Regions from separate parts of the Homo sapiens genome. Here regions 1 and 2 are each linked to region 3. A link is a contact called in ENCODE Hi-C or POLR2A ChIA-PET data. All regions are on one chromosome and are shown on one strand. Each heading gives the region's core, a stretch centred on a gene start or an enhancer-like site at or near the end of the contact. The rest is flanking DNA. Distances are from core to core; before and after follow the strand shown.

What was found. Hi-C counts contacts between places; a loop is a spot of excess contacts on that map. ChIA-PET counts read pairs that join two places held with the same protein, here RNA polymerase II (POLR2A). Pooled maps may share reads with other maps.
Region 1: a loop to region 3 is called in a map of endothelial cell of umbilical vein, with 6 times the contacts of the local background. The contact joins the promoter of PRKD3 here to the promoter of CYP1B1 in region 3. A Hi-C loop is called at or near these places in 1 of 168 maps with a recorded cell type or tissue (endothelial cell of umbilical vein) and 7 of 50 pooled maps.
Region 2: a loop to region 3 is called in a pooled map, with 9 times the contacts of the local background. The contact joins the promoter of GALM here to the promoter of CYP1B1 in region 3. A Hi-C loop is called at or near these places in 7 of 50 pooled maps. POLR2A ChIA-PET finds 5 or more read pairs at or near these places in 2 of 52 experiments (BJ and activated T-cell).

What each region holds. Positions count from the first base shown.
Region 1 is chr2:37,323,488-37,326,187 of GRCh38, reverse strand. PRKD3 (protein kinase D3) reads left to right here and starts at 1,355. Exons shown (of 19, transcript NM_005813.6): 1 at 1,355-1,507. PRKD3-DT (PRKD3 divergent transcript) reads right to left here and starts at 1,107. Exons shown (of 2, transcript NR_183394.1): 1 at 666-1,107. RefSeq lists a silencer at 995-1,624 and an enhancer at 2,265-2,344.
Region 2 is chr2:38,664,791-38,667,490 of GRCh38, reverse strand. GALM (galactose mutarotase) reads right to left here and starts at 1,377. Exons shown (of 7, transcript NM_138801.3): 1 at 1,140-1,377. The coding sequence starts at 1,329. RefSeq lists enhancers at 600-1,112, 1,113-1,625.
Region 3 is chr2:38,074,901-38,077,600 of GRCh38, reverse strand. It overlaps CYP1B1 (cytochrome P450 family 1 subfamily B member 1), which reads left to right and starts at 1,450. Exons shown (of 3, transcript NM_000104.4): 1 at 1,450-1,821; 2 at 2,212-2,700. The coding sequence starts at 2,213. RefSeq lists silencers at 335-454, 1,365-1,454, cis regulatory regions at 498-527, 1,448-1,455, an enhancer at 429-627 and a promoter at 94-1,469.

The sequences.
Region 1 (2,700 bases), core at 106-2,605, 750 kb after region 3:
ATATTTTCATTTCTTAACTTTAAATCCGAGGACATCCATTAAGAGTGATGATTTTGTATCAAAAGTAGGGGCTAATTTATGTTTATTTTTCTTTCTATTCTTGAAAACTGCCCTCTTGGCTGGGCGCGGTGTCTCACGCCTGTAATCCCAACGATTTGGAGGGCCGAGGCGGGCGGATCTCTTGAGGTCAGGAGACCAGCCTGGGTAACACAGCAAGAGACCTCGTCTCTACAAAAACTAACTTAAAAGTTAGTGGGGCGTGGTGGCACACGCCTGTAGTCCCAGCTGCTTGGGAGGCTGACGCAGGATAATCACTTGAGCCCAGCAGCTCCAGGCTGCAGTGAGCTATGATCGTGTCACTGCACTTCAGCCTGGATGACAGAGTAAAACCTTTTCTAGAGAGAAAGAAGAAAGAGAGAAAGGGGAAAAGAAAGAAAAAGAGAGAAGAAAGAAAACTGCCCTCTTGATTGTAGTCCCTCTGATTGTTTCAATATATTTAAGTACTTTTGGGATAAAATGTTGACATAAGGAGAATCATGTGGCTTCTGTGACAATGCCTGTCAGCTTCTCAGGCCTTTCTCTCACATAAGACATCGAAAATTTATGCACAGTGTATTTTCCCTCTAGATCCTTATGCTGCTGACTCCCACTCCCGCCCCACTCACCCGACACGGTCATACTTTGTTTTGGAGCAAAACAAATGTTAACATTGTGTTTCCAGACACCTGGAAGCCCAGGTTTGGTGATTCTGGACTGCACTCCACTTTGGTGGTAGGGTCACATTCGCGTTTAAAGGCCGACGGGGAGGAAACACCGAGCACCGGGAAAACCCCTGCAGTCACCGGAACGTCGGGCTTGGGACGTGCCGGTTTGGGCGCCGAGCTGCGGTGCCGGCGGCCACCCCGGGGGCAGGCAGCAGGGAGGAGCATGCGGGAGGGCTGTGACATCTCAGGGTGGAAGCAGCTCTCTGCTCTGGACGCCTTACAAGTCCCCCGTTCCAACTATCACCTCTGGCCCATTGTCGCCACCGCCTCCCTCAAGAGTGCACGGCAGTAGAGGAAAAGACAGTACCGTCGGCAACAGCGCGATCAAGTACCGCGTGTAACTGATAGACACGCTCGCGACTCCCGCGGCGCCCCTGCCCCGTGCCCCCGCGCTCACGAAGACGCCCGGAACTCGAGGGTGCGGAGCCAGCCCGACTGTACCCGGCGCTCCCGGCGCCCCTTCGCGGGGCAGAGACAACCCCGACCTCCCGCCGCGGCCACCTCCCGGCGGGCGCGGGCCGAGGAACTACAGCTCCCGGCAGGCCCCGCGCTGGCCGCGCGCCCCCGCCCCCCGCGCGCCCCGGCCCCCCGCCCTCCGGCCCCAGGACGGGACGGGGAGGGAGGGAGGAAGGGGCGCCGGAGGCGGGCGGGATCCTGCGAGGCGCGTGAAGCCTCGCTGGCGCCTCGTCCGGTACTCAGACGCTGGCGGGCGCAGTTTCTCACGACGGGCCGAGCCTGCCACTGTAAGTAGTCGCCTCGGGGAGCGCTGAACAGACACCGAAAAAGTTCGCGCCGCCGCCGCCGCCGCTTTGTTCTCCCGGCCCGTCGGGCTGAGGCGGCGGCGGCCCCTCCCCCATCCCCCAAACCCCCAACCCCCCAACTGCACGCGGCGGCGGCGGCGACAGGACTCGGACCCCGCGCCGGGCTGGGCGGTGTCAGCCGCGCTGGGCGGGAAGTTGGGGGAGCGCGCGGCGGGAGGTGGGCGGCTGAGGGGGAGCGGGGGCGCCGCCGCAGCCGCCAGAGGGGCCAAGTTCCGGCGTCCGCGCGGAGGGCAACTTGGGTTCGCGCTCCGCTGGAGACCACCGCGCCCGGCCCATCGGAGGCGATCCGTTCCCGGGTCTCCCAAACTAGTTCCCGAAGCCAGACCCGCGGCGCTCGCAGTGCCGAATTTTGGACCAGCTTTTTCGTTTCATTTCCTCACTTTGCGTTGTAGTCGTCTCAAAGGGGTGAGTAAATGGTGCTTGGAGAATGTAAGCCCCTCGCCCCAGTATCCCGACTGCGTTTGGATTTGCTAGTTGCAGCATTGTTCCGAGTTGCTCCCTCCTGGGAGGTTTTCCTTAAGCTGAAACACTGAGGAGTGCCACTGTTTCTTTGAGCAGTGAAAATAACCATATACTACTGTATTGCCGGTTGGGTATTTTATTTCAGGTGAACGCAGTCAGAGGCATAGGCCTTGCCGTCTGCAGGCACACATACGATTCAAGCGACAAGTGTGTGCGCGCGACCTGCCGACTTTTCCACACACAGATTGATGGCATGGACGTAACTGTGTCTTCAATCACACCCATCCCCACAGGAAATAAGACTATCGGTGTCATCTTTGATTAGGAAGGATAAGTTACACCCTGAACTGCTGCTTGGTGCGACACAGCTTTTATGAGACATAGCCACAAATGGAACAAGAACTTTTAAATGCCTTAATTTGTATCCTAGAAAATGTTATTTTATTCCTCTGAAACTTTTTTTTTACCCTTCTACTTAATGTCGTCGTTCTTACATTTTTAGCGATTTTCATTTTCCTTAGCTTTGCTGCAGAAGGCGTCCATAAAGTTCCCCCGACTGAGATCTAGGCCAGTTTTTCCTTGTCAACGAACCCTTGCTTCCTTCCCTGTTAGATTCCGAGTTAAGATCAAGCATGGACATTCAGCCAAGAAGT
Region 2 (2,700 bases), core at 128-2,627, 590 kb before region 3:
TCAAGCTATTCTCCTGCCTCAGCCTCCTGACTAGCTGGGATTACAGGCACGTGCCACCATGCTCAGCTAATTTTTTTGTATTTTTAGTAGAGACAGGGTTTCACCATGCTGGCCAGGCTGGTCTGGCCAACATGTAACCATGAGCCAAGTTACATATCTTACGTATCGGAAGAACCAAACAGACAGAATGACACACCAAAAGGAAAACCTCAAACCTCCTCTCCAGCAGAATTTGTCTACGCCCCAACCACTGAGCAGAGAGTATTAACTCTCAGTTTCCCTTTGCCAGCTTTATTTCACACCTCATTTTCTGTCTAGTTACACCATGGTGCTAAGAGAGCATGATGTACATTTTCCTTTGCTGCAATCAAGCTGCAATTGTCATTCTTTATTTATGCAATTACTGAGTTAAAGTCTATCTCCCCAGCCAAACCGCAAGAGTGGGGACCTTGTCTGTCCTGTTTAATGAGGTCATCGGATTAATAGAGTTGTCAAATGTATTAATTAATGCCTGATCCTAATTGCCCATGGATTCTGGGATAAAAGTCCATCCTAGTTGGTAGGAGACCTGATCTCTGAGAAGACACTGAGTTGGTCTTCTCTATTTTGTTCCTAAATGGTTATTGGGTAGCTGGTGTACTAGGCAACCACTGAGCTTAGTGGAGCATTTCTGAGACAACCAGGCCTCAAAGAGAATCTGATCAAGGAAGAAGGAAGTAGAAGAGGCAAGTATTTGAATTTCCTTCTTCAGAAGGGAAGAAGTGGGAGCCACACCCCCTCTTGCCTGCTCTTTCCTCTCCAGCCTTCTCCAGGTATCAGGCAGTTCAAAGATTAGGCAGTTCAAAGATCGCTCCAGGATCGCTGAAGTGTATCATACCATCAGCTGACCTTTTACGTTAACTGGGGCAAAGCCTGAACGGATAACCAGAGGCCAACTGCCATAGTTTATTTATTACAGTTTTTCCCAAATGCTGGATGGCCACACGGCCCTCTATGATGCATGCGCTTGCAAGTCAGACGGTCCCAAGCTAGGCGACTTTCCCCCTTGGTCCCTCGCATTGCAAGTGGCCCGCTAGATCCGGGAGGTATGTAGCGTGGGCCTGGGGCCTGCTCGCAGCCCAGGGCACAGTTCAACCCACCTTCCAACTCGGCGAAGCCAAGCACCACGTCCGAGGCTCTCCCCTGCCTGTCTTTGACCTCTAGGGCTGTGATCGTGCAGCCCCAGGAGATGATGTCCACTCTCAAGAGGTCTGACTGCAGCTGGAACTTCTCCACTGTCCCTCCTCCCGAGGGCAGCTCTCCAAACACGGCCCTGGTCACCGAAGCCATAGGGAAAGTTTGGCGTGTGCAGCCACTGCCCGCTCTTCAAACTCCAGCGCTCGCTAAGCTAGAGGCGACCCAAGTTTACAGGAGAAGGGGCGTGACTCGGCTCAGACTCCTCCCTTTCCCTGCCTGGATTTAGGGAGTGACCGTTCCTGCAAAAAATAGCCCCTGGGGCCTTTCTAAATCAATCATTTGCCTGAGGGTAACAAGAGGGGCAAACTTTGCAGCCACACTTGTACTTTTTTTCCTTGGCTCGTCCTGGTTGCATTGCATGTTGGGAATGGTAGTTTTTGGGAGGTGAAATTGCATTTTGGGGCTTGTAGTCTTTCTAAACTCGAATCCTGGGTTGACGGGGTTCTACCCCCATCTCCCCACACCTCAACATGTAATGAGCTGGTCATTAATGTCGGTGGCTATCAGACGAAGAATGGGAAAATACAGATAGCAGACTTACAGTGAGACCGATCTTGGGAAAAAATTAGATTTTAACTCTTTGATACAGGGGGTAAGAAGTACAGCAGTAGTTGGCCGGCTCGGTGGCTCACGCCTGTAATCCCAGCACTTTGGGAGACCGAGGCAGGCGGATCACGAGGTCAGGAGATTGAGACCTTCCTGGCTAACACGGTGAAACCCCGCCTCTACTAAAAATACAAAAAAAAAAAAAAAAAAAAAAAAAAAAAAAAATTAGCTGGGAGTGGTGGTGGGGGCCTGTAGTCCCAGCTACTCGGGAGGCTGAGGCAGGAGAATGGCGTGAACCCGTGAGGCGGAGCTTGCAGTGAGCCGAGATCACGCCACTGCACTCCAGCCTGAGTGACAGAGCGAGACTCCGTCTCAAAACAACAACAACAACAACAACAAAGTACAGTAGTAGCTTAGAAATGAGGTAAATCATCTCAGGCTTCTCTGCACACAGACTTACTGAAGATTCACTCTTTTTGTCCCACGGATGAAGTCCTGGACATGGTTCTGTTAGAGCCACTGCCCAGAAGGCTCTCCTGACGGCCAAAGCTGTGCCAGCCTCGAGGAGCTTGGACCAGACAGGGTCAGGTAGATGGATTAGGCCCTCGGTGTGCGGAGGTGATTAGAGACAGCCTCAGACTTATTTTACTTCAAGGGACTGGAAAGGGACCTCTGGTGTCTTCTGGCTCCTGAAGTCCACAGTTCCTTTAAGAAGGGATTCAGGGAACAAGTATTGATTGAGGTCCTTGTAAATGCCAGGTACTGAACCTTTGTTATCTCCTTTTCTACAAGTAGGATGGAGTCTTCAGGTATGTACAGTTGGAGAGGAAAGACACTAAGGTTATTAAATAATTGTCTTGCTTGATTGTGTCTCAGAATTTGCTGAGGACATTTAAAATGCATATTCCCAGTCCCCAC
Region 3 (2,700 bases), core at 201-2,700:
ATAATAGCACGAGATTCGCAGCGCGAGTGGAGCTCAAAGTGCAGGGTTGTCCCTGGTGAACCTATCACTTTTATATTTATCCTTTGATGAAGCCAGTACAATTCCTACCTGGTTAACCAGATACATCCCACCTCTTCCCTCGAGTTCGCCCTTCCCCCCGCCTCGTGAAGTCCTTGTTCTCTTAGCTGTCTTGAAAATCCTATGCATCAGCATGTAGGAAAGGGCGCGCCAGGCGGGGGAAGCCACCCCCGCCCAAGCGCCTCCGGCTTCCCTTATAAAGGGAGGGCCCCCTTCGCGACCGCAAGCGCGCCCAGGAAGACCACAGAGCCGCCGGTGCGCAGCGAGGTGGCGATACGCGCCCGGGCTCGGCCTGCGGGTGGTGGCCCAAGCGTCCGCCTCGCTGGCCTGGCAGGCGCGACTGTGCGTGCGCAGCCGAGGGTGGTGGCGGCCGGCACCCCACGCCAAGGGTGGTGGTGGCCGGCACCCCACCCTCGGCCGCCGCCTCCGCGTGTCAGGTGCCGTGAGAAGCGCGGGAGGAGCGGCCGCAGGCAGCGCCCAGGGATATGACTGGAGCCGACTTTCCAGAAGCGGCGCACGCAAAGCCCAGCTCCGCACGCAAAGGGGAGGCGACAGCAGAAACTTCAACCCGATAAAGTTCGCCGGAGCGCGGAGATTCGCCTCCTCCTGCCACTCTCCGCCCCGCTCGGGTCCCGCCCCGCTAGCTCCCCCAGGCCCCCCCAGTCGCCCCAGCTTGGCTCCCCGCCCTGCGCCAACGGCTTCCATCGCAGCCTGGGCGGCCCCGCGCCCACCAGCGGGCGGCGCCACCTGGAGTGGCCTCTACGCGGGAAATCTCAGGGCCAGCTGCGCCCCAGGAGCCTTTGTGTGCCCAAGCACTGTCGGGGCCCCGGGGCGGGGGAGCGGCTACTTTTAGGGATTCCTGATCTCGCCGCAAGAACTGGAAAAAATTTAGCATGCCAAAGAGCCTCCACTGAGGTGGCAATTTGTTTGCGAGAACCTAAGATAAAATTTAAACAACCAACCAGGGGCGCTGTGAGGCAAACCGCTGCCACTACACTGGCTTTCCGGGAAGCAAGCTCAAGTCGCGGAGAGGGAAGGGAGGTCGTGCGCTCGGGGCGGGGCGCGCTCCCAAGTCGAGCGCAGCGGCCGGGGCAGGTTGTACCGAGCGTGGTTCTGGGGACACCGTGCGGCCTCGATTGGAGGTGGCTGTGATGAAGCGCGGTTACCGCACAATGGAAACGTGGGCACCTCCGCTCCCATGAAAGCCTGCTGGTAGAGCTCCGAGGCCGGCCGGTGCGCCTGGACGGGAGTCCGGGTCAAAGCGGCCTGGTGTGCGGCGCGCCCCGCCCCCCGCAGGCCCCGCCCTGCCAGGTCGCGCTGCCCTCCTTCTACCCAGTCCTTAAAACCCGGAGGAGCGGGATGGCGCGCTTTGACTCTGGAGTGGGAGTGGGAGCGAGCGCTTCTGCGACTCCAGTTGTGAGAGCCGCAAGGGCATGGGAATTGACGCCACTCACCGACCCCCAGTCTCAATCTCAACGCTGTGAGGAAACCTCGACTTTGCCAGGTCCCCAAGGGCAGCGGGGCTCGGCGAGCGAGGCACCCTTCTCCGTCCCCATCCCAATCCAAGCGCTCCTGGCACTGACGACGCCAAGAGACTCGAGTGGGAGTTAAAGCTTCCAGTGAGGGCAGCAGGTGTCCAGGCCGGGCCTGCGGGTTCCTGTTGACGTCTTGCCCTAGGCAAAGGTCCCAGTTCCTTCTCGGAGCCGGCTGTCCCGCGCCACTGGAAACCGCACCTCCCCGCAGGTCAGTCTGTCTGCCGAGGCGCTGCCCGGCGACCTCTTCAGATGGATTATTACAGGTAGCGGGTGGCGTGGTAGGTACTTTAAAGGAAATCAAGCGCCACCGCCTCGATGCCCGCAGCGTTGTCCCCAGATTGCAGGAACCGTTACGCGCCTTGCGGGGAGGGGAAGGGTTTGGCGCTGGGTTACAGCGAGGTGGAAACACGCCCCTTCTCTTCTCCAAGGGAGAGTGGGTTGGGGATGGGAAGGGGCGTCTTCGGCCATTTCTCCAGAGAGTCAGCTCCGACCTCTCCACCCAACGGCACTCAGTCCCCAGAGGCTGGGGTAGGGGCGTGGGGCGCCCGCTCCTGTCTCTGCACCCCTGAGTGTCACGCCTTCTCCTCTCTGTCCCCAGCATGGGCACCAGCCTCAGCCCGAACGACCCTTGGCCGCTAAACCCGCTGTCCATCCAGCAGACCACGCTCCTGCTACTCCTGTCGGTGCTGGCCACTGTGCATGTGGGCCAGCGGCTGCTGAGGCAACGGAGGCGGCAGCTCCGGTCCGCGCCCCCGGGCCCGTTTGCGTGGCCACTGATCGGAAACGCGGCGGCGGTGGGCCAGGCGGCTCACCTCTCGTTCGCTCGCCTGGCGCGGCGCTACGGCGACGTTTTCCAGATCCGCCTGGGCAGCTGCCCCATAGTGGTGCTGAATGGCGAGCGCGCCATCCACCAGGCCCTGGTGCAGCAGGGCTCGGCCTTCGCCGACCGGCCGGCCTTCGCCTCCTTCCGTGTGGTGTCCGGCGGCCGCAGCATGGCTTTCGGCCACTACTCGGAGCACTGGAAGGTGCAGCGGCGCGCAGCCCACAGCATGATGCGCAACTTCTTCACGCGCCAGCCGCGCAGCCG